Linked DNA regions of Homo sapiens: all the other regions are linked to region 1. The links are chromatin contacts, found by Hi-C or POLR2A ChIA-PET in ENCODE. All regions are on one chromosome and are shown on one strand. The core of a region is the stretch at or near the end of the contact, and the rest is flanking DNA. Distances in the headings are between cores, read along the strand shown. Region 1 holds the start of CASP7 (caspase 7). Region 2 overlaps CCDC186 (coiled-coil domain containing 186). Region 3 holds the start of ADRB1 (adrenoceptor beta 1). Region 4 overlaps LOC105378492 (a long non-coding RNA gene). Region 5 has its middle 61 kb from the start of ADRB1. Region 6 overlaps LOC124902507 (a long non-coding RNA gene).

Region 1 (3,876 bases), core at 998-3,497:
AAAGCCTCTTTTAGTTCTAACACTGATTCACTATATTTCAGGAATAACCTGCAAGATCCTAGATTTACAAATTAGATAAATCAAAGAGTAATTTAATTGCTTTACTAATAGTATTCTTTGTTTCTCAGATGACTCACAATCGAATTTATTTTATTTTATTTTATTTTGTTTTTGAGACAGAGTCTCGCTCTGTCGCCCAGGCTGGAGTGCAGTGGCGCGATCTCGGCTCACTGCAAGCTCCTCCTCCTGGGTTCCCGCCATTCTCCTGCCTCAGCCTCCCGAGTAGCTGGGACTGCAGGCGCCCGCCACCATGCCTGGCTAATTTTTTTGTATTTTCAGTAGGGACAGGGTTTCACCGTGTTAGCCAGGATGGTCTTGATTTTCTGACCTCGTGATACGCCCGCCTCGGCCTTCCAAAGTGCTGAGATTACAGACGTAAGCCACCGCGCCTGGCCTTGAATTTCTTTACAAAGCAAATTATCTTAGCGTCTAAATGGCTTACTTTACCTCCAACATTTTGGGAACATGGGTATTAAAAAAAGACTAGGGCAGCCACATTAGAAATTGTGTCACTGCTGGTTAAAAATATTCAGGGATTCAGGATTTTCCCGTAAGTTAATCAATTATAATTATTCCCTTACACTTGCCAGGGGTCAGTCTTTTTTTTTCAAACCAAGGAAGCATCCTCACCTGGAGAGATTTGAGCGACAAATACTGAAGTCTCAGGCCCACGGGAAAGCAAGCAAACAGAAAGAGAAGATGGCGTTCTTGCCTGGTATCCGACCACTAAGCATGTACTCCATTCACGCAAGGATTTGGTGGTTCCTAAAAGTAAATACTGTGTCTCTGATATGAATAAAACTACAATTTCTTCTCAGATATTTTACACCTCAGTGTGATTGAGTTTAGTTGCTTCCCTGAGCCAGGGTGAAGAAAGACGTGTGTGTGTGTGTGTGTGTGTGTGTGTGTGTGTGTGTGTTGTGGGGTCAGGGTGAACTAGGTGCGTGTGTGTGTATGAATCCGTGTGTGTGGTGGGTTTCATGAACTAGAATCTGTGTGTTTGTGTGTGGGTGTGTTGGGTCGGGGTGAACTTGAATCCGTGTGTGTGTGTGTTGTGGGGTCAGGGTAAACTGGAATGCGTGTGTGTGTGTGTTGTGGGGTCAGGGTGAACTGGAATGCCTGTGTATGTCTTTTGTGGGGTCAGGGTGAACTGGAATGCCTGTGTATGTCTTTTGTGGGGTCAGGGTGAACGGGAATCCGTGTGTGTGTGTGTTTGGTCAGGGTGAACTGGATAACTGGAATCCGTGTGTGTGTGTGTGTGTTTTGTGGGGTCAGGGTGAACTGGAATCCGTGTGTCCGTGTGTGTGTGTGTGTGTGTGTGTGTGTGTGCGTATGCTGTGGGGTTGGGGTGAACTAGAATCCGTGGAAGTGCTCAGTCTCTCCCGTGTTTGACTGACTCCCGGCCGCATACCCAGTCCCTGACACACGGGGGCGCACAACAAATATTTCCCGAAAGATCCAGGAGCAGCATCTCCACCAGCAAGCTGGGCTGCTGGGTGGGTACTTCCTTCAAAGCTGAGGGAGCGTCCTACGCCCACGCGCGCAGGAGGGCGCCCCCCGCAAAGCAACGTCTAGGAGACCACAGTGGATGCCACAGCGGGCCCGAAGCGGATCAGCCTTGTGGGGTACGCATGCTAATGTAGGCGTGGAGTCCCCCAGGGGGACGCCAGCAGTTCCAGCTGGGATCCAGGTTTCGCTAGGGGAGAGCCTCTGGCTATGGGAAAGGGGTCTCCGAGTTGATGTGAAGGCCCAGGTCGAGGTGTACACTGGGGGCGGGGAAGTGGAGGTGACCACACGAGCGCCCCATCACTGAGCGCCGCCGCGAAATCTGCGCTCTTTGGGTCACTTGGAGCGCGGCCAGTTTGGCAGATTTGTTTTTTTCCCGGAACAACCCGCGGCGGCTCGGCTGTCCCGGGAAACTGCAAACTTTGCTGTGCGCGTTCTCCCGCGCGCGGGCTCAACTTTGTAGAGCGAGGGGCCAACTTGGCAGAGCGCGCGGCCAGCTTTGCAGAGAGCGCCCTCCAGGGACTATGCGTGCGGGGACACGGGTCGCTTTGGGCTCTTCCACCCCTGCGGAGCGCACTACCCCGAGCCAGGGGCGGTGCAAGCCCCGCCCGGCCCTACCCAGGGCGGCTCCTCCCTCCGCAGCGCCGAGACTTTTAGTTTCGCTTTCGCTAAAGGGGCCCCAGACCCTTGCTGCGGAGCGACGGAGAGAGACTGTGCCAGTCCCAGCCGCCCTACCGCCGTGGGAACGGTAACTGCAGCCCCCACCTCGGCCGGCGCCTCTCCAGCCCGCCGGCCGTGCGCGCCTTGCCTCCCTCCTTCCTGCCGGCTTCCTAGTTCCCCCCTGCGCCCCCAGCGTGGTCTAGGGGAGCCTGGTTGAGTGGGACTGAGTGGCCCCGACGGCCTGCGCTGAAACTTTGGGAAGAGGGCCCGTTCCGCTCTCTCCATCGCTTGCCTTGCTCAGCTTGTCCTCCCTTCCCTCCTAGCCGGGGGGCTAGGGGACACCTCGTACTATTCGAGATTTAGGAGAGGAGGGCTCGTGATCTGGCACAGCGGCTAACAGCGAGGGCTCCTTTGCCTGCGTTCCGGTCCCCACCCCTTGCCTGCCGGCGGTGGGACCTCAACCCTCTCTCTGTTAAATGGGAACCACGGTGATCCCCGCAGACTGTTGGCGGGGATGGACAGAGTTGATTATGGTACGCGTTTCGCGGCAGTGGCTCTGTCAAGTCTGAGTACACTGGAGCTGAGCGTCCTTGCTGCAGGGCTCTTAGAGGGACCTTGAGGAGGTGGAAACCAGGCAGGAGACATTTAGACGTGTGGAGTGTTAGGCTCCAGGTGACAGCTTTGCGGTTTATGGAGCAGTAAAATTACTTGTGGGTGATTGTGGGTGTATCATTTCCAGATCTTTATTCTTGAACTTCTGGGCTCCTGGGCTAGTTGACGTGGCCCTCCCTGTTGTCTCAACTTACAGGCTATTTCCTCCTTTTGGGTCTCGCCGGCCTGACCTTCACCCTTGGTACCGCCATTGCCTAGATTCACAGTCCACCTTCTGCCACCTGTAAACTGTGTGGCTTTGGACAGGTTACTTAACGTCTCTGAAGAAGCTAAAGTTTCTGCAATAGCAAAGTAAAGGCCCTGGTCTAGCAGTGCCATGAGCCTTGGGTGACGCAGCGGAGCGCTTGAGTGCCCAGCAGAGCCTCCCTTTCCCCCTCCCAGCTGCTAGAGGCAAGAGGGGGAGGTTTTCAGGTCTTCTCTGTGTGCCCTTTAGGAAGATTTTTATTTGGGCAAGAAGTGAGTCACAAATTGTATGATGTCACTTTTCAGGGGAAGCAGCTGCAGTCCATTTCCCCCTTCATGAAAGTAAAAAGTTCAGACAATAGCTGGGCAGTGACTTCTTACCCAGCTGTGTACCAGTTGCCCCAACATGTGGGCTCCTGTTCAACATGTTTAGAAATAATCACTACAGGAACTTTTTTTCAGTCTCTACAAAATCTTTTTAAAATATGGATGTGGTTTTTAAATATCGGCAAAGGTTGACAGTTGCATATTATCTTAGTCTCGTGGGCAGTGGTGATAATGGGAATATTTCTTGACTATTTAGATTGTGCCACCTAGCATTTTACATGCATTGTTTCATTCATCCTCCCAACCACCTGTGACATAGGTACTGTTGTTTTCCCATTTTACAGATGAGGAAACTGAGGCTTAGAGAGGTCGAGCACTTTTTCTGAGGTCCCATGGCTAATATGTGGAAGAACTGATTCAGCCCCAGATCTCAGGGTTCTCAACCACCCTCTTGGGTCTCCTTGGTTC
Region 2 (3,876 bases), core at 633-3,132, 480 kb after region 1:
AATTAACCTAAATATAAAAAGGGCAGTGTATGTAAAACATAATTTAAAATGGAGATAAAATAATATGTGGAATATAATTTCTTTACAGATCAGGGTACAGATATCTATAATTATTCATTATGTTAATAAATTAACATTCCTAAATAATCATTTTATAGTGAAACATAATACTTTGCAAAAGATTCTCTGGCCCATTAGGCTATTAACTTTTCCCTAGAAATATGAATATTTCAAATCAAAATAGAATCATATGAATGAAAAGCACACCCTTCCAGATTTATACCTTCAGGTATCTCAATTATGCACCAATCCTGTCAGCACTGGCACTCTTCAAATAAGTGGTTCTCAGCCACGGGCAATTTTGCCCTTCCAGGCATTTGTCTGAAGACATTTTTGGTTGTCCTAACAAGGGTAGGGGCTGCTACTGGCATCTAGTGGATGGAGGCCAGGGATGCTGCTAAACATCCTACAATGCACAAGACAACTCCAACAACAACAAAGAATCTGGCCCCAAGTGGCGATACTGCTAAAGTTGAAAAGTCTTGCTTCAGATTTTAAAAATATTTTAATGATAGTCTAATAGTTATAATGTACAGTCAATGTAAAACAGCAAAATAAAATCTAAGCAGAAATATCATCTTGAATTCCCCTAGAAAAACAGAAATAAAGTCTCAAAAACTGCCTGCAAAGTGCTTAGAAATGTAAGATGCCTAAGAAAGCTAACAGCAAGTACTCTAGGACTAATTAGCAATAGCTGTAACCTAACATTTATTGCACACTTGCTATTGGCTAAATTTAGCTTTTTTAATTTAAAAAAGTGTATTATTTCATTTAGTATTCAAAATAAGTCTATGAAATTATTATCATTACCATCACTTCTGTTTTACGAATTAAAAAAAAAAAAAACTAGTTAGGCATGATGGCTCATGCCAGGAGTCCCAGGAAAAGCACTTGATCCCAGGAGTTCCAGGCTGCAGTGAGCTCCACTGCACTCCTGCCTGGGCAACAGAATAAGACCTTTGTCTCTAAAAATAAAATAAAAATATTAACAGCAAAACAAAACTGAAGCCTAAGACTTGTTCCAGGTCACACAGCTAGTAAGCAGTTGAACTTTCAATTTTGTTTTGGATCCAGGTATACTTCCAAAGCCCCAGGCCTTTCCACCTTCTACTTTGAAGATCACTCATTAACTCAACCAGTACTTACTCAGCATCTATTTTATGTGGGAAATATGTCAGCAAATAGTCCCTGCCCTCGTGGAACTTACATTCTAGGGGATAAAATAAAAATGGACCCTAGATATATAATAAAATGTCAGCTGGTGATTAAATCCTATTAAGAAAAATAAAGGAGAGCGAAAAGCCAGAGAGTGACTTGAGCTGCTATTTTAGATAAGTAGTCTAGATAGGCCTCTCTGAGAAGGTGACAGCTGAGCCTAGGAATCAGTGAGGAAACAATCATACAAATGTTTGGAAAAAAGGCAAATATATGCATGTTTATTCAAGCCTTTTATGACACAGTGGTTTAACTTAGATCATTTATGTGAGGCATACTCAATTGCTACAGAAAACTACTTGAGACACAAGAGTCCTGCCTATAGTTCACAAGTGAACAACAAAGGGAGGGGGAAGTGAAAAGCAGTAAACACTCAATTTGTTACTTATGTGCCAAATGCATATTCTATATACAGACAACTGTTCTTAATTAAGAATTTTGGTCCCAGCACTTTGGGAGGTGGAGGCGGGTGGATCATGAGGTCAAGAGACCGAGACCACCCTGGCAAACATGGTGAAACCCCGTCTCTACTAAAAATACAAAAATTAGCTGGGTGTGGTAGGGCGTGCCTGTAGTCCCAGCTACTCAGGAGGCTGAGGCAGGAAAATCGCTTGAACCTGGGAAGCGGAGGTGGCAGTGAGCCAAGATCCGCCACTGCACTCTAGCTCAGTGACAGAGCGAGACTCCGTCTCAAAAAAAAAAAAAAAAAAAAAAAAGAATTTTAGGCTAGGCACAGTGGTGCATGCCTGTAATCCTGGCACTTTGGGAGGCCAGTGTGGGTGGATAGCCTGAGTTCTGGAGTTCCAGACTAGCCTGGGCAACATCGTGAAACCCCATCTCTAAAACAAAAAAACCACAAAAGTATTAGCTGAGCCTAGTGGTGCGCACCTGTTGTCCAAGCTACTTGGGATGCTGAGGTGGGAGGACAACTTGAGCACAGGAGGTTGACGCTGCAGTGAGCTGAGATCACACCCACTACACTCCAGCTTGGGCAAGAGAGCAAGACCCTATCTCAAAAAAATAAAATAAAGAATTTTTGGGCCAGGCGCAGTGGCTCACGCCTGTAATCCCAGAACTTTGGGAGGCTGAGGCAGGTAGATCACTTGAGGTCAGGAGTTCAAGACCAGCCTGGCCAACATGGCAAAACCCTGTCTCTACTAAAAATACAAAAATTAGCCGGGTGTAGTGGTAGGCACCTGTAGTCCCAGCTACTTGGGAGCCTGAAGTAGGAGAATTGCTTGAATCCAGGAGGCAGAGGTTGCAGTGAGCTGAGGTCGCGCCACTGCACTCCAGCCTGTGTGACACAGCACAACTCCACCTCAAAAAAAAAAAAAAAATTTGGTTGGAACCTTAGACAGTAATATTGATGTGTTCAAAAATCAAAGAACAGAAATAAAGAGAAGAATGGTGCTTGCCAGGGCACAGGGGGTGAGGGAAAAGGGGAGATATTGGCCAAAGCCTACAGACTTTTCAGTTATAAAATGAGTAAGTTCTGGGGATCTAATATACTCCATGGTGATAACAGTTAATAATATCATATTGTACACTTGAAATTTGTTTAGACAGTAGATCTTAAATGTTCTCACCACACACACACAAAGGTAACTGTGATGTGACCGATGTGGTAACTAACTTGATTGTGGTAATCATTTCACGATGTATATCAAATCATCACATTGTACCTCTTTAAATATATACAATTTTATCAGTTATATTTCAATAAAGCTGGGGGAAAAATGAGGGAATGTATAAACAAAGATTTGGAAATAGATGCATTCATTAAAATTTCAAAGAAAGTAAAAGGAAGTTTTCTTCATAGAAAATTAGATGAAGAAAAAAGTTAAGAAAAAAATTTAGTTGTTTTAGAGTTAACCTGACTCACAAAGTATTTTATTTGGAATTAAAAACATCATGTGTATAACCAAAAATTAACCTTGATTTAAAATAACATCTGACATTTGTGTAATGTCCTAATGTCCACAAACAGTTCCATCAGGTAAGTATTGTCACTCTAAGGTGAAAAATCTTTCACTCAAAGAGGTTGACTTGGCCAAGACAACAGAGCTGGCAAATGCCAATGGGTATCTTCCAAATACCAGACATCAGAATTATGATTATTCCACTCACCCGTGCTGTCACTGTTCTGACAGGATGAAGCAAAAAAGAGAAACCAATTTTCTACCCTATTCCTCATATTTTTAGGTAAATTTAACACCTTGTAACTGGTTCATTTCTAATAACCGTATTTGAAAAAGCTCTAAAGCTCCACTCACAAAGCTCAGATTTTAACTTTGCATTTGTTAGCATGTGGCCTTGAGCAAGTTACTTTTTCTCTCTCTGCGCTTCAGGTAACTCATCTGTACAATGGGGATAACAGCACATGTCACAGAGAGTTCTTGTGAAGAATCCATGAACTAATAAATGTAATATACCAGGCACCTAATTATCAGCATATACATGTTTACTGCTATTATTATTAAATGTATAACATCTTATAATTTATAAGGGAGGTATGAAAATGGTAAGAGTCTAGATCTCAGTAAAGTGGGAAGAGGCATCAGAGATAATCTCAAGAGGAAGGTCTAAAAGAATAGGTACAGG
Region 3 (3,876 bases), core at 659-3,158, 360 kb after region 1:
GGTGAATAAACAAATCACTCCCCAGTTTTAACATACTGATGCTGAGGTTTGGGCCTAAAGCAAATTCATATGTTTGCATTTATGTAAGAGAAAGTGGTTAAAACTGCTTGATTTTATATAAACTTGAAAAACATTACTTTTTGCTTTTGACCTGGACAGCTGTGGAAGTCGGTCTCTCCTTGCAAGGTAAGGATATGAGCTTGGTCATATTGATGACCATCAACGAACATGATGTTCGTTACGGGCGCTGTTCTTATTCCAATGCTAGAAGGACCTGTGAGCATTATATAACATTTTCATGCACCCTTACATAAACAATTAGAAGCTGTTTACTCCTCAAGGACTCAATTAGAGATTTTTTTAATTTTTTTATTTTTTTTTTTATTTCAGGCCTGAGCTGAGGACACTACAGGAGCCAAATTAGAGAAGGGGCTTGCAGTCCTGCCATATTGCATATTCATGGCTTTCTTGTCCCCTCACCCCCAGTATAATCCTTTTTGCCAGGTTAACAACTCACTAATTTCAAAGCAATTCATTTGCCAACTCAAAAAAAAAAAAAAAAAAAACCACAGATACAACTTTAAATGCTTTTGGATTTTAATCCTCTGGAGTATTTATATGTTTTCTTGTCTCATCCCTTCAAAACTAATCTCAGAGTTTTGAGAATCTGGGAACTTGGGCAAAGGAGAAAACAAGCACGCAGACCAAGGAATCTGAAATCGCAGTTCATTACGTCAGCATAAACTGACAGTACCTTTTTGTTTGTATTGACCCAGCTCAAATTATAAAATCACATGAGTAATAAAACACAAAATACAGGTGTTATCATTGAAAAGTCTAAAATGTAATTAAACGCGTTTTTTCCCCCTCGCGGTGGTATCGTTTACTCTGTATCTCAACGTTTCTGTCTCCCTAAGCCTCTCCTTTCATATCATGAGCATACATTTTTGCATCATGCTCACACGTTCATTAGCTAGGACTGAGGAGTGTGTACGATTCCAAAGGGCCCTCAGCGTTAGCTGTTAGATGCACAAACCTTCGCTTCCTTTCCACATCTACTGCACTCGAGGTTCAACAGAGGATCCTTGCAAGAACAGCGCCCAGAGAGCATTCTTGACAGATGCGCGCTTGGCTCCAGCAACCCGCTCTGCTGGGAAGTTTCTTCTAACCACTAACACCCACCTCCAATCCCCCAAGCTGTCACGACGCATGCTGGCTGGGTCCCGTCTTGACGGGGGAAGGGTTTTACACACACCCTGCTAGGCTGCCCCACATCACAACCAAGCTCGCAGGGCAAACTCCTCCAAGCCTGGCGGACAAGCTGTCCCAGGCGCTCTGGCGCTTCCTGAACACCAAGGTCCCCTCCCCGCTCAAGGGAGCTAGCGCTCTGTTCCGCAGAGAACCCCGGAACTGCAGGTCGAGGGGATGCGGGGGGAGCGGGGGCGCAGGAGGGAGCCGAGTGCTGGAGGCAAACGGGGCGCAGGAGCGGGTGCGGGAGGCAAACGGGGCGCAGGAGCGGGTGCGGGAGGCAAACGGGGCGCAGGAGTGGGTGCGGGAGCGAGTGGGGGCTGAGGGAGGGGACGGGGCCCCGGGGGGAGCCAGGCGCGGAAGGGGGCGCGGGGGAACAGGGACCAGGAACCAGCGGGCGCAGGAAGGGGTGCGTCCGCAGGAACCCGCGGGCGCACGGGAGGCACTAGCTACGCGATCAGCTCGGGACTCTCAGGAGCCGCTCAATTGCCAACGGGAGGGGGGTGCGGGGAGTTGGAGGTGGGGGTGCAGACCAGACGGGGGCGTGCCTTTGCCCGGATTGGCTGCAGGAGCCTGACGCGAGGCCCCGGGGGTTGGCTTGGGGAGTGGGAGCGGGGTGGGGTGGGTGCTGGGTGCCGGAGCTGCGGGCCCGGCGCGCTCAGAAACATGCTGAAGTCCCGGCGGCTCTTCCAGCAGCGGCAGCGGCTCCAGCAGCAGCGGCGGCGGCGGCGGCGGCGGCAGCGGCAGCGACAGCGCTCGGCTCCTGCGGGAAAGGCGCCCGGCGCCCATGCCTCCGGCCCCGCGCCGCGGCTGCCCTGACCCGGCCGCGACCTCCCTCTGCGCACCACGCCGCCCGGGCTTCTGGGGTGTTCCCCAACCACGGCCCAGCCCTGCCACACCCCCCGCCCCCGGCCTCCGCAGCTCGGCATGGGCGCGGGGGTGCTCGTCCTGGGCGCCTCCGAGCCCGGTAACCTGTCGTCGGCCGCACCGCTCCCCGACGGCGCGGCCACCGCGGCGCGGCTGCTGGTGCCCGCGTCGCCGCCCGCCTCGTTGCTGCCTCCCGCCAGCGAAAGCCCCGAGCCGCTGTCTCAGCAGTGGACAGCGGGCATGGGTCTGCTGATGGCGCTCATCGTGCTGCTCATCGTGGCGGGCAATGTGCTGGTGATCGTGGCCATCGCCAAGACGCCGCGGCTGCAGACGCTCACCAACCTCTTCATCATGTCCCTGGCCAGCGCCGACCTGGTCATGGGGCTGCTGGTGGTGCCGTTCGGGGCCACCATCGTGGTGTGGGGCCGCTGGGAGTACGGCTCCTTCTTCTGCGAGCTGTGGACCTCAGTGGACGTGCTGTGCGTGACGGCCAGCATCGAGACCCTGTGTGTCATTGCCCTGGACCGCTACCTCGCCATCACCTCGCCCTTCCGCTACCAGAGCCTGCTGACGCGCGCGCGGGCGCGGGGCCTCGTGTGCACCGTGTGGGCCATCTCGGCCCTGGTGTCCTTCCTGCCCATCCTCATGCACTGGTGGCGGGCGGAGAGCGACGAGGCGCGCCGCTGCTACAACGACCCCAAGTGCTGCGACTTCGTCACCAACCGGGCCTACGCCATCGCCTCGTCCGTAGTCTCCTTCTACGTGCCCCTGTGCATCATGGCCTTCGTGTACCTGCGGGTGTTCCGCGAGGCCCAGAAGCAGGTGAAGAAGATCGACAGCTGCGAGCGCCGTTTCCTCGGCGGCCCAGCGCGGCCGCCCTCGCCCTCGCCCTCGCCCGTCCCCGCGCCCGCGCCGCCGCCCGGACCCCCGCGCCCCGCCGCCGCCGCCGCCACCGCCCCGCTGGCCAACGGGCGTGCGGGTAAGCGGCGGCCCTCGCGCCTCGTGGCCCTGCGCGAGCAGAAGGCGCTCAAGACGCTGGGCATCATCATGGGCGTCTTCACGCTCTGCTGGCTGCCCTTCTTCCTGGCCAACGTGGTGAAGGCCTTCCACCGCGAGCTGGTGCCCGACCGCCTCTTCGTCTTCTTCAACTGGCTGGGCTACGCCAACTCGGCCTTCAACCCCATCATCTACTGCCGCAGCCCCGACTTCCGCAAGGCCTTCCAGGGACTGCTCTGCTGCGCGCGCAGGGCTGCCCGCCGGCGCCACGCGACCCACGGAGACCGGCCGCGCGCCTCGGGCTGTCTGGCCCGGCCCGGACCCCCGCCATCGCCCGGGGCCGCCTCGGACGACGACGACGACGATGTCGTCGGGGCCACGCCGCCCGCGCGCCTGCTGGAGCCCTGGGCCGGCTGCAACGGCGGGGCGGCGGCGGACAGCGACTCGAGCCTGGACGAGCCGTGCCGCCCCGGCTTCGCCTCGGAATCCAAGGTGTAGGGCCCGGCGCGGGGCGCGGACTCCGGGCACGGCTTCCCAGGGGAACGAGGAGATCTGTGTTTACTTAAGACCGATAGCAGGTGAACTCGAAGCCCACAATCCTCGTCTGAATCATCCGAGGCAAAGAGAAAAGCCACGGACCGTTGCACAAAAAGGAAAGTTTGGGAAGGGATGGGAGAGTGGCTTGCTGATGTTCCTTGTTGTTTTTTTTTTCTTTTCTTTTCTTTCTTCTTCTTTTTTTTTTTTTTTTTTTTTTCTGTTTGTGGT
Region 4 (3,876 bases), core at 565-3,064, 340 kb after region 1:
CCTCCCCTGAACCTTTATATCCCCCGCCATCAACTCCCATACAATCCTCTTGTTCTCTGTTCCTCCTAGATAGTAAGCATTGTCCTCTGTTCCTTATCCCGAAATATTACTATTTTAGTGAAACTTTTTGAAATTGCAGGATGCAACCTATTTGTGGGTGGTAAAATCAGTTCAGTGGGTTGCAATCAACTATTTTTTAAAATGAGATAGAAAATAATATTGAATCACACACAGTAATGTGAAGTATCATTTTATGAAACTTTTATCTCAGTTACATATGTACAGGTAATATGTACTTTTTACTGTGAGTCTCAGTCAAAAATACTTAAAAAACTGACTTGGGTATCTGTACAGAACCAGTTATGATCATGTCTGATTTCTTTTTATATGTACTATAGCACCTAGCACCCTGCCTTAACACAGAGAAAATGTCCACTAAATATTTATGGAATAAACAGGAATGAATGAATTAATGAATGCACAAATGGATAAAGTACATGAAGTATTTCAAGAGTGAGAAAGCAGATATGGTAAGGTAGAAAAAAGTAAGACTGTCTTTGGGAAAATTTCTTTTACTTTTGGGGAAAGCTTGCTCATTTCAAGGCTCTAAGGTCCTGTTCATCTTGCATAACTGAAGTTTTGATTGGACAAAATATCCACTTGATAATTTCCTACTTCCCAATGTAGTTTATATTGCATGAAACTAATATAACAGTCTTTCAGAACTAGTGTAGTGACATGCATAACAAGATTGGAAGTAGATAATTTTCCATTTTAATGTTAGTGTCATGTCTTACTTAAAATTATCAGTGACAGTGGACGTGTTGGTAAAAAAAGGAAACAAGCTAAACATCCATCCACTGAGAAATGGATTAACAAAGTGGTCCATCCATGCAATGGAACTACTCAGTGATAAAAAGCGATGAAGTATTGATACATGAAACAACATGGATGAACTTTGAAAACATTATCCTAAGTGAAAGAAGCCAAACACAAAAGACAGCATATTGTATGATCCCATTCATAAGAGCTTTATAAACAAAAGGCGGATCAATGGTTGCTTGGGCCGGCGAGTGAGAGTGGGGATTGACTGCAAACAAGCCAAGTGATGTGGTTTGGCTGTGTCCCCACTCAAATCTCATCTTGAATTGTAACTTCCATAATTCCCATGTGTTGTAGGAGGGATCCAGTGGGAGATAATTGAATCATGGTGGAAGTTTCCCCCATACTGTTCTTGTGGTAGTGAATAAGTCTCAGGAGATCTAATGGTTTTGTAAAGGGTTTTCCCTTTTGCTTGATTCTCATTCTGTTTCTTGCCTGCTGCCATGTAAGGTGTCTTTTGCCTCCCGCCACGATTGTGAGGCCTCCCCAGCCATGTGGAACTGTGAGTCCATTAAATCTCTTTTTCTTTATAAATTACCCAGTCTCGGGTGTGTCTTTATCAGCAGCATGAGAACGGATGAATACTCCAAAGGAGGGAATGTTTTGAGGTATTGGAAGTTTTCTAAAACTGAATTGTAGTGATGGTTGTATGGTTGTACAAATGGACACATTTTCTGAAACTTATTTAACTGTGCACTTACAGTGCATGAATTTTCTGCTATGTAGATTATACCTCAATGAAACTGTTAAAAATAATTACAGATGCTTTGAAATGCCTTCTGGCAGTACAGGAGAAAGTTTCCCTTCTACTTCACAGTTGTGGATTTATTTTTTGGAAAACTGGACTTCTCTAAAAAGTCAGACCATTATGTAACCTGGCCGCTTCCCCCTTTTCCAGGAACGCGGGCAGAACATCAATGTCTGTCTATCTGCCTGCTGGTCAGCTTCCTTATGAGGAGGCACAATACCAACTGGCAAGCAGGGCCTTGCTGGTCATTTGCCCACTCACTCAGCAATGGGGATGCCAGGGGGGAAATAATTCCTTTGAAGCCCTTTCTATACTGTTGTGCTCCTCAGCAGACAGGATGTAGGGTCTTTCCTATGCTGCCAAAATCAGCAGCAATTGTCAAAAGAAAACACCAGACCAGTACAATAAATGTGAGGGATTTTTCTCACCAAATAACTCATTTCACTTTGAAAGTACAAAGCAGTTACATTTCTAACCTTGCAACTTGAAATCATACAGCTATTCAAAGCTAATGATCAAGGCAGGCAGCATTTTGAAGAAACAATTGCCATTTTCCTCCTTGCTTGTTCAGATAATGAAGGAATGTGTCTTACACATCTTCTACCCTCTCCTACCCTCCTTCCAAATAGTACCCTGGAACTGTGCTAAGTGCGTACTAAGCTCTGGATAAATACTTGTTGATTTGATTGATTCTTTGTCTACCCTAGTGACAATGGCCAGATTAGAATTGATGGGATGATTCCCGAAAGCTGGGAATGGAACACCCTGTACACTGTGGTCTCAGTAATTTGATTAATGATGATGTGTTTTACAATGATTACTTTCAAATCACAAATCTCCAGAATCCCTCAAATCCAAACTGGGTCTGGAAGGCAGGGGGAAGCTTAACAATATTTTGGCTCTCATCAGTTCATGTCAAAATTACAAACCAATTCCAAGTAGGTGAAAGTTATTATAGCTCACAGTTATATGAAAACCAATTTCAGCATTGCTAATGTTTAAAACAGACAGGTGCTGCGTTCAATTTTTTTTAAATGTCACCAGAGTTTCCACGTGATTTATAATCCTAATTCAAAAAAAGCAAAGCTTATGTGAGTCCTTGGCAAAACGCACAAAATACAAACTAAAATGAACAACAAATGGCAACTCGATATTGAACTGGGAATTACATTTTGTGCTGTTTCATTAACTTTTCCAAGTATTTCTTTCTAAAATGCACTCCTGGCTACCCCCGACACACACACGAGATAAAGGAAGAGTGCACACAGATGGCTCCCGTCCAGGCCACTCAGCGGCTCAAAGTGAATGTGATTCCTGTGTTCTCTCCATGCAGATCGTCAATGATGAAGCATGCAGTAAATAACCCTCCCTCCCTGGAAGTGAAGACAGCCTGTGGGGGAGAACTGGCTCCATTAAAGGCTTCAAGCCACAGGAGTTGTTTTCTCCGGAGATGATGAACGTGGGCTGGAAAAAGAGACAAGAGTCACCTACTTCGTGCAGCTTTTTCCCCCCAAACTGCTAAAAGTCCTTTACCCTCAAATAAAATCATCAAGAGAGAGCTGGAAATGGCATCTCTTGCCACAGATCTGTGTTTTATTGTTATTGTTTTCACATAGTATTTACTTAAAGTCTGCTGTATATCCAGCCCATGTGTAACTCACCAAATTTTGAGCATCTTTTTTTGACTGTGCCTGCCTATCCAGTTCTTTGTAAGATCCTTGAGAAATAGAATTGAGCCTTTTCTTCTTTGTAGCTTTGGCCTCTCAGCCAAGGCCTGGCAAAGAGTGTGCATTCAATTAATGTTGGTTGAATGGATGAATAGAAATGAATGGATGGGTGGGTGGATGGATGGATGGATGGATGGACCAATCAGTCAATAGATCTCCCCATTTTTAAGCTCCTGTGTGTCAAAGTTCCCTGGCATTGAGATTGTCCTATCAATGCACAGCATTAAATTCCTGCCGTCCATCTGTTTCGATGGTAAGCTTGGAGAAATACTTGTGGAAAGAGTTCCTTGCTTCTCTGATGCCACATGTGGAATGCTCTTTGCCAAATGCACTATTTGTCACTGAACACCACTCTTCCTGATATCTTATTCCATTTATAGATTCTGGCTCTGGAGTGCAAGATTTTATTTTTTGAATTAAAATGTGATAAGAGACCTTTCAGTTCCCAGAGTTTCTTCTCTTGTCTGTAGGTCAGAAGTTATTGGCTAGAGTCCCAGTATCTCCCTTGAGCTACCGCAT
Region 5 (3,876 bases), core at 865-3,364, 300 kb after region 1:
CCCACCTATCCATCCTCCACCCTCATAGCTTATTCCAGCCACAGGCCTTCATGTAACATTCCCTTTGCCTGAAATGCCCCTCCACCCACCACCACCCACCCACCATTGAGGAGCTGCTGGGCCACCTCCTGGGCCTCCATAAAGTTCAAGCATAGCACGCTTCCCACCCAAGCAGGAGCCAATGGCCACATACTTTGTTCTTCACTGACCCTGTCCTTGTGATAGCACACAGCTGTGGAGCTGGGAATCCACATTTTTGTCTCTCTCAGTAGACTGTGCACTCCAAGAGGACAGACCCAATTTGATCATTGCTGTACCCTCAGTGCCTGGCTTTGATAGTGCTTGGCACAGAGAGAAGCTTTAATGAATATTTGTTGATTTACTGAAAGGATGAGGGTAAATCAAGGAATGAAAATGTGACTTCTGGCCATCCTTGTGACCATATTTAAAATGGTATCATCTAAAGTACTCAAGAAAAAGCAAGTCACATCGAGTGTCTATTGGTTCCCCCTTTTGGCTTTTTGTCTCTCTCACTGCTTTACCCTTTCCAGGCCCCAAACAAGTGTCTACAAGGAAAGTATAAAGCAGTACCTACCAGAATTTGTTGTGTCTTAGTGCAGCTGTGCTTAGGACTTCATTGGCAAAGGATTATGGGTGACATAATGGTGGGGCCTACATATTACAGTGTGGTTCAGTGGCAAAGGATTATGAGTGGCATAATGGTGGGGCCAGTGTATTACAATGTAGTTCAGTGGCAAAGGATTATGGGTGACACAATGGTGTGGCCTGTATAATATTACAGTGTAGTTTAGTAGCAAAGGATTATGGGTGACACAATGGTGGGGCCTACGTATTACAGTGTAGTTCAGTGGCAAAGGATTATGAGTGACACAATGGTGGGGCCTATGTATTACAGTGTGGTTCAGTGGCAAAGGATTCTGGTGTCAACACTGTATTACAGGAAGGTCCAGGTTTTGAAAAGGAGGATATTCCTAATAGAAATATCTGCTGCAATTACAGGTACCCTACCTCAGTCTCCTCTTTGTGCATTACAGATCATTAACTATTTGACAGAGGATAAGGCAAACATACAGAGAAACCCAAAGCCAAAGTCGTGGAAGCCACTGTGAAATGAAGATTAGCTAGAAAGGAAGATAAAATATCCCTGAAATTCTAATGTAAATCCATGGGAAAGAAAAGTTTGTTAACACACTGCTGAAAAGTCCATAGTCTGGGTTCTAGCCCATCTAGCCATTAGTTGTGTGACCTTGGACAAGCCATCTAAACTTTTAGAACCTTAGTTTCTGCAGTGTAAAATGAAGAGGGGATTGAAGTTGGTGTCCTATGAAAAGATGTGAAATTGTTTCAGAACACTAAAAATCTGTTCACAATACAACAGTAAGAACCCAGGCCATGGCGAGAGAAGTGGGTTCAAGTCCTGGAACTGCGGCTGTGTTTCACTTGTATGTCCTTGGGCAGACTTTCTAAGCTCTTTGAGCTTCAGTTTCCTAATCTGAAGATTGGGGCTTATGCCATGGAACTTCTAGAGCAGTTGGGAGGAATAGGAAGTAGTGTATATGTAGTGAAGTTAGCTCTGATTATTGTTGGGTTTTGAGGCCACACAGCATAGTAGTTAGGAGTTTGGACCCACCTGGTTTGAAACCCCAGCTGTGCTGTATGACCTTGGGCAGGCTACTTACTTTCTCTGCACCTCTATTTTTTCCTGTGACAGATGGAGAGAATGGTTTTACCTACCTCAAAGAATTATTAAGGGGATTCAATAAGATAAATATAATAAATAAGTGTGAAGATATTGCTCAGGATCTGGCTGGCAATGCTTTTGCCTTTTCACTGCCTGAACTGAGTCCACAGGACCAGGTGCTCCAGCCCCTCCCACTCTGGCTCCTTCTTGGCTCAGCCCCCTGAAGTCAGAAGGGCCCTTCCTTCCCATCCTTTCAGAAGGAAGAGAGAAGAGGAAGGCAAGGTCCCAGTGACAGGGGAAGGGCCCAAGATGACCTTGGAGGCACAGAGAAAGCTGCCTGGAACTCAACTGCCCTCAGAGCCCACTGGTTCACCCCCCCTCACCTCTCTTGGTTTCTGAAGCTTAAAATAGCCTGAACCGGTGTGGCCACATTTCACTGTGCCACTCGGAGAGAACCCCTAGGGTGTTTTCAAAGCTAGTGCTGAGCTCCTCGGGGCAGGCTCCAGCTATAAGTTATTCATACACACCCTAGCTCCACCAGGTCTGCTGCAAAAATGTGTTCTGAGCGCTTTTCTGCTAAGGCCCCATCTACAGGCAGCTCCACTTGCTGGGAGGGGTCAGATCAGTCAGCTACTTTATTTAATAAAGAGGGATTCTGAAACCCTTCCGTGGCTGCTAGGAGTGCTGCTGACCAGAGCAAAGCGACCACAGGTTCTAAGCAGAGGCAGGGGCTGCATGGTGGGGAAAGGCATAGCCTGGGAGTCAGGCAATTGGTGTTCTAGATCCACCTCCGCCCACACCGTTAGATGATCTGAAATAAGTCACCTCCCCTCTCTTTGCCTCTGTAGGTCTCTCAAACTGGTTCTGTCCTCTGCTACGTACTAGTCTCATTCTTAGACCTTATATGATGTCAAGATGGCTTCCAGCAGCTCCAAACCTACTTCCTCTCATGTTCACATCCAGCAGGAAACAAAGAGGGCTTCCCTTCCCCTCGTTAGCCAGACCAAAGTCCTGCCCTGACCCCTGTAGCTTGAGTTGGGCTATGTGCCCATCTAGGGTAGGGGACATGGTGAGCTGGCCCACAGAGCCCACTCTGACCTCCTTCTGGGGCTTCCGTATACTGCAAAGGCTGGAAAACTGAAATATACATCCACAGCCTCCCTCTAAGCTGGGGTTCTGCAAGCACATCAGGTCCCAGCCACAGGATGTGGTAGGGTGAGATTTGAAAGACAGCCGTGAGAGAGGCACTCTTTTCTTGCTGTGGCTCCTGGCCCAGGACGGTTGTTTCAGTGTCCAGTCTCTAGCTTCTCAGATGTTGAAAAGCTTCAGAACCCTAGCCTGTAGCAACTGGATGTATTCTTGAATACAGGGGTTCTAGTGGGGGCCTCCTCACTCTCTGCCTTCTTGTTTGATCACTGGTGGGCAATGGGCATCTTTCAGGAAACCCAGCCAGAGCCTGCTCCTTCAGTCCTTCCAGTGATTTCATGAGCACCTGTTGCTTTGTGTTGAATACCTTTCTGATTAAAAACTGCCAGAGTAATTCCTTGTATCTGACTGCTGGCCAAGGCACCATCCCTGAACCAGTCACTGGGCCAGAGAGAGAGGAATGTGCTGATTGCCTAGAATTTGACATATACACCCGTCTCCGGGGTCTGTGTTGATCATCTCTGCCAACAGATACAGACCAAGAAAGAGAAGAGTTTCCTGAAATTACTATTACTTTAATATTGCTAAATTGCTTTAATAATTAAATTACAATGATTAAAATGGGGAATTGAAATTGGGCAACCAAAATCAGCAAATTCCCACTACCTATCCCAACCCAGATCTCACGGTGGGGAGCTCTAGAAGGCAGATAAATGGAATAGCCGCAGACATGAAGATTTTGTCCAGGTCAAACTTACGATGCAGCAGACATTGATGGTGCCACACCCAGATACCACCAATCTCCCTCGTGTGCCCAACACCTGGTTTCTTGAGGAAAACTCTCCTGGGTGACCCGAGCCACTTTGCCCATGCTCATAGACAGCTGGTGGGGGTGGGCGCCTGGAAGCTCACCTTGCCCAGGTTGACCCTTAACCAATGACTGACCACAGCCTGGGGCTGAAAGGCCAGCTCCCCTGCCTCAAGTACGAACTGACTCTAAGGTTTAATTTACATTCCAGAGCTCCCCT
Region 6 (3,876 bases), core at 870-3,369, 280 kb after region 1:
CTCAATTCAGTAAAAGGAATGTCTTCCCTCCCTCCCCAGGGTGGAACTATTTTTGGGTGGGAAGCATGATGGGTTCTTCTGATCTTTACTCTCTTCCTGACTGCTTGCCAGGTGGAGGGTCAAAGGGCATCAGAGAAAGAGAAGCAGAGGCAGAAGACAGTTCCTATTGCAATGGGGCATCCCAAGTTGGGCCCTGCTCCCGTTTCTGGCAGACTGTTAAGGCTGATGCTCTTGCAGGGCCTTTTCAGAAATCCCCCGCTGGCCCCTCTCCCCTGTGAGGGGGAGTTCCCTTGATGGGGCAAATACATCTCCATCCCCAATGGCCCCCTCGTCAACCTGAGACACTTCCAGGTTACCCCCCAGTGTCCCACAGCTGGGGCCTCCTGGACCAGACACATCATGGTCTCTTAGTCCATTCCTGCTGTTATTAACACAATACCACAGAGTGGGTAATTGATCAGCAATGATAATTTATATCCTACAATTTTGAAGGCTGGGAAGCCCAAGATCAAGGCCCTAGTGGGTTTATGTCTGGTGGGGGCTGTCCTCTGCTTCCAAGATGGCACCTTGTCTCTTCGTCCTTTGGAGGGGACGAATGCTCTGTCCCCGACAGAAGGGCTGAAGGGCAAAAAGGGGGGCCTAACTAGTTCCCTTCAGCCCTTTTATAAGGCACTAATCACATCCTTGAGGGGTGGAGCCTCATGGCCTAATCGTCTCCTAAAGGCACCACCTCTCTCAATACTGTTGCTTTGGGGATGAAGTTTCAACATGAATTTGGAGGCACACAAATATTCAGACCATAGTAGCCCTACAGCTGCCTTCCTGCTCCCGCAGATGTGGGGAGCAGGGAATCCCCAGTCCAGCAGCTCCCTAGCACCTCCAAAACACTTAGTCCTCTCCGGCCTTCAGATTTTTTTCACAGCACTTAGACCCCAGTCCATGGAGACAGAGGCCAGCCTTCAGGGTCTCCCAATGGCATTAACACATTGTCAAAGCTCTCAAGGCTCCTCTGGAAATCTTCCTGGATTACACTCTGGGGAGGGGTAGGCGGGACTCACAGCACAGCCCCGTGTTGCACTATCACAGCTCACTGCAGTCTCAAACTCCTGGGTTCAAGCCATTCTCTGCCTCTGTCTCCAGCTTAGACGGGACTACAGGTGTGTGCTATCGAGAACTAAGTCTCTAAAAGTAGGATTTCAGATAACAGCTGTTGTCTGGTAAGGGAGAGTTCCTTCACAGCAGCCCTTTCGATGTCTGCCACAGGGCCAGGCATGGTGCAATCCCAGCACTTTGAGAAGTCAAAGCGGGAGGATCACTCTTCTATATCCTGCCTTGTCTTCCTTATCATCTTTCCCTGCTAACACAGAGATCTCTCTCATTTGTCTAATAGCTGGTTGTATTCCTTTGTTAGTTAATGTATTTATCAATTCCCTATTGAAGGCTTTGAAGCATTACTTTTTCTACAAGTGATATGGTTTGGCTGTGTCCCCACCCAAATCTCGTCTTGAACTGTGGCTCCCATAATTCCCATGTGTTGTGGGAGGGACCCAGTGGGAGACAATTGAATCATGGGGAGGTTTCCCCCATACTGTTCTCCTGGTAGTAAAAAAGTCTCACGAGATCTGATGGTTTTATAAGGGGAAACCCCTTTTGCTTGGTTCTCTCTCTTCCCTGCCACCCTTTAAGATGTGCCTTTTGCCTTCTGCCATGATTGTGAGGCCTCCCCAGGCACTTGGCACCGTGAGTCCATTAAACCTCTTTTTCTTTATAAATTACCCGAAGTCTGGTATGTCTTTATCAGCAGCGTGAAAACGGACTGATAACGACAAATCAATTTTTTTTTTTTTTGAGACAGTGTCTCACACTGTTACCCAGGCTGGAGTGCAGTCACATGGTCACAATCACGGCTCACTGCGGCCTCAACCTTCCGGGGTCAAGCAATCCTCCCACCTCAGCTTCCCAGGTAGTGGGGATTACAAGCACATGCCACCATGCCTGGCTAATTTTTTGTGCTTTGGATGGGGAAAGAGTTAACATCTGAGAAGATAAAAGTAGAATCTGAAAGGAGGGAAGCAACAGAGAATCTGGAAATGTGGCAGGGCCAGGGCAGGGTTGGGTTTGGAGTGGGAGGCGTGTGGAGACAGGTTTGGGAACAGCCTCAGTAGGGGAGAAGTTGGAATCTGGAAGAATTTGGAAACAGGTTTCTGAAGGGCTTCAGGGCCTTTATGCTTTTTTTTGCTTATTTCTTTTTGAGCCTTTCTCTTAGGTTTGGGAGTTTGCCAAAGGAATGTGCTCTGCAAGTAAGTCAACAAATAGTTCCCGAGGATCTGCTCTATGAAAAGCCCAAATTGTCTTTGAAAAGCATGCACTGTTTAAAAATGTTATACTGTGGTAAAACATACATAACATAAAATTTGCCATCGACTATTTTTTGAGCAATATTTTTAATGATGCGTAATAGACGTACAGAGTTTCAGGGCTTCCATCAACCATTTTTAAGTGCACGGCTCAGTTGTGTTAAGTATAGTCACACTGTTATACAACCCATCTCCAAAGCGTTTCCATCACCATTGAACAACAGTTCTCCATTTTCCTCCCCCTGGACCCCGGCAACCGCCTTCTAGCTTCTGTTTCTATGAGTTTGGTTACTCTAGATACCTCATGGAAGTGGGGTCATTCAGTCGTTGTCTTCGTGTTGCAGAGCAAGCATTTTTAAGTCCTGCTATGTGTCCATCACTGTGTATGACTCCGAAATAGAAAAGGAGGATCGTTAAAAATGGATCTTTTTTTCACTACCACTGTGATCAGCAAAACTGGGAAAAGGGCAGACCTTGGCTGTGGCCTCTCACATTGCCCCAGTCCATGGCATGAGCGTCTCACCCAAACTTCTATTCTGGCCCTAACTTTCCTCCCTGCCCCCATCCAATGCTGCCTGGACCAGCTGTCACACTGGACTCTGGGACAAATTAATTCACGTGAAACTGCTAATGGCTGACACAGTAATAAGTCAGATTGTGTTTCAACATAAAGATTTAAATCTCTTTTTAACAAAAATATAGAGAAGGGGGTCTCACTATGTTGCTCAGGCTGGTCTCAAACTCCTGGGCTCAAGTGATCCTCCTGCCTCAGTCTCCCAAGTAGCTAGAACTATAGTTGTGTGCCACCAAGAACTAAATCTCTAAAACTGGAACTTCAGATGACAGCAGTAGCCTGGTAAGGGAGAGCCCGTTCACAGTAGTCCTTTAGGTGTCTGCACAAAGCAAATGGGTTTCTCTCTGCCCATCATTGTAAGCCTGTGACCCTTGGGACAAAACACTTTGCCTCATAGGTGCATCCTAGGAAGAATCCATCCTACTAAAGTTGCCATCAACTGGCAGAGCACTCAACTGGCAGTGGTGTGACCTGCTGTCTCCCTGCTCTGTGCTGGAGTGGAGCCTCTGTGATCTGCCTCTGCCACAGGCAAAGTTCTCAGGGAAACTAGAGAAACTGGACTGACTTGGGGGAACCATTTATGACACCAGGTAAAAGACCATGGAATCCAGGCTCTTCAGGGCCATCGCTGTAGGGGCCTACTTCCTGTCTTAGTTCAGGTTCTAGAAGCAGAGCCTAAGACAGGGATTCCGGGGCATGTGATTTCTCCAGGGAGCGCCCTTCAGGAAAAACCTCCACGAGCATTAGGGAAGGACGGGCCAAGCAAGGATGGATCTTGGGTAAAGCCGAGCTGTGACCTGAGGCCCAAGGGCCGCTGGGGCATTTCCACAGGGCAGTCACACCGTCCTTCAGAGAAGGGGGCTGGCCTTTGTGCCTCCTCAACAGTTAGCCTCTGGCTGCAGTAGCAGGGCTAACCTCCCAGGTCACAGCAGCTTGGGACAAAGT

What was found. Hi-C counts contacts between places; a loop is a spot of excess contacts on that map. ChIA-PET counts read pairs that join two places held with the same protein, here RNA polymerase II (POLR2A). Pooled maps may share reads with other maps.
Region 2: POLR2A ChIA-PET joins it to region 1 with 13 read pairs in GM10248. The contact joins the enhancer-like site here to the promoter of CASP7 in region 1. POLR2A ChIA-PET finds 5 or more read pairs at or near these places in 3 of 52 experiments (GM10248, activated CD8-positive, alpha-beta T cell and activated naive CD8-positive, alpha-beta T cell).
Region 3: a map of endothelial cell of umbilical vein shows a loop between it and region 1 (5-fold over the local background). The contact joins the promoter of ADRB1 here to the promoter of CASP7 in region 1. A Hi-C loop is called at or near these places in 1 of 168 maps with a recorded cell type or tissue (endothelial cell of umbilical vein), 1 of 37 single-sample maps with no recorded cell type and 5 of 50 pooled maps.
Region 4: a map of B cell shows a loop between it and region 1 (4-fold over the local background). The contact joins the enhancer-like site here to the promoter of CASP7 in region 1. A Hi-C loop is called at or near these places in 2 of 168 maps with a recorded cell type or tissue (B cell and endothelial cell of umbilical vein), 19 of 37 single-sample maps with no recorded cell type and 9 of 50 pooled maps. POLR2A ChIA-PET finds 5 or more read pairs at or near these places in 1 of 52 experiments (activated T-cell).
Region 5: a map with no recorded cell type shows a loop between it and region 1 (6-fold over the local background). The contact joins the enhancer-like site here to the promoter of CASP7 in region 1. A Hi-C loop is called at or near these places in 3 of 37 single-sample maps with no recorded cell type and 4 of 50 pooled maps. POLR2A ChIA-PET finds 5 or more read pairs at or near these places in 1 of 52 experiments (A673).
Region 6: a pooled map shows a loop between it and region 1 (9-fold over the local background). The contact joins the enhancer-like site here to the promoter of CASP7 in region 1. A Hi-C loop is called at or near these places in 3 of 168 maps with a recorded cell type or tissue (CD4-positive, alpha-beta T cell, CD8-positive, alpha-beta T cell and naive thymus-derived CD4-positive, alpha-beta T cell), 25 of 37 single-sample maps with no recorded cell type and 14 of 50 pooled maps. POLR2A ChIA-PET finds 5 or more read pairs at or near these places in 2 of 52 experiments (CD4-positive, alpha-beta memory T cell and activated CD8-positive, alpha-beta T cell).

What each region holds. Positions count from the first base shown.
Region 1 is chr10:113,677,665-113,681,540 of GRCh38, forward strand. CASP7 (caspase 7) reads left to right here and starts at 2,248. Exons shown (of 7, transcript NM_001227.5): 1 at 2,248-2,314. RefSeq lists an enhancer at 2,834-3,123.
Region 2 is chr10:114,157,674-114,161,549 of GRCh38, forward strand. CCDC186 (coiled-coil domain containing 186) reads right to left here. Exons shown (of 16, transcript NM_018017.4): 3 at 1-7. Among named protein-coding and RNA genes, the nearest start is that of MIR2110, 15 kb to the right of the region's middle. Within about 2 kb of position 1,883, at least 2 of the 41 ENCODE cell types and tissues checked have a DNase peak (open chromatin) inside an H3K27ac peak, as active enhancers do.
Region 3 is chr10:114,041,958-114,045,833 of GRCh38, forward strand. It overlaps ADRB1 (adrenoceptor beta 1), which reads left to right and starts at 1,909. Exons shown (of 1, transcript NM_000684.3): 1 at 1,909-3,876. The coding sequence starts at 2,176. The coding sequence ends at 3,609. RefSeq lists an enhancer at 1,277-1,326 and silencers at 1,597-1,876, 1,947-2,006.
Region 4 is chr10:114,019,542-114,023,417 of GRCh38, forward strand. LOC105378492 (a long non-coding RNA gene) reads left to right here. Exons shown (of 3, transcript XR_946332.1): 3 at 2,964-3,154. Among named protein-coding and RNA genes, the nearest start is that of ADRB1, 22 kb to the right of the region's middle. Within about 2 kb of position 1,815, at least 2 of the 41 ENCODE cell types and tissues checked have a DNase peak (open chromatin) inside an H3K27ac peak, as active enhancers do.
Region 5 is chr10:113,980,842-113,984,717 of GRCh38, forward strand. No RefSeq gene overlaps it. Among named protein-coding and RNA genes, the nearest start is that of ADRB1, 61 kb to the right of the region's middle. RefSeq lists enhancers at 2,406-2,485, 2,586-2,655. Within about 2 kb of position 2,115, at least 11 of the 41 ENCODE cell types and tissues checked have a DNase peak (open chromatin) inside an H3K27ac peak, as active enhancers do; they include A673, where a contact is called at or near this core.
Region 6 is chr10:113,954,937-113,958,812 of GRCh38, forward strand. It overlaps LOC124902507 (a long non-coding RNA gene), which reads right to left. Exons shown (of 2, transcript XR_007062296.1): 2 at 2,426-2,746. Among named protein-coding and RNA genes, the nearest start is that of ADRB1, 87 kb to the right of the region's middle. RefSeq lists an enhancer at 3,728-3,876. Within about 2 kb of position 2,120, at least 3 of the 41 ENCODE cell types and tissues checked have a DNase peak (open chromatin) inside an H3K27ac peak, as active enhancers do.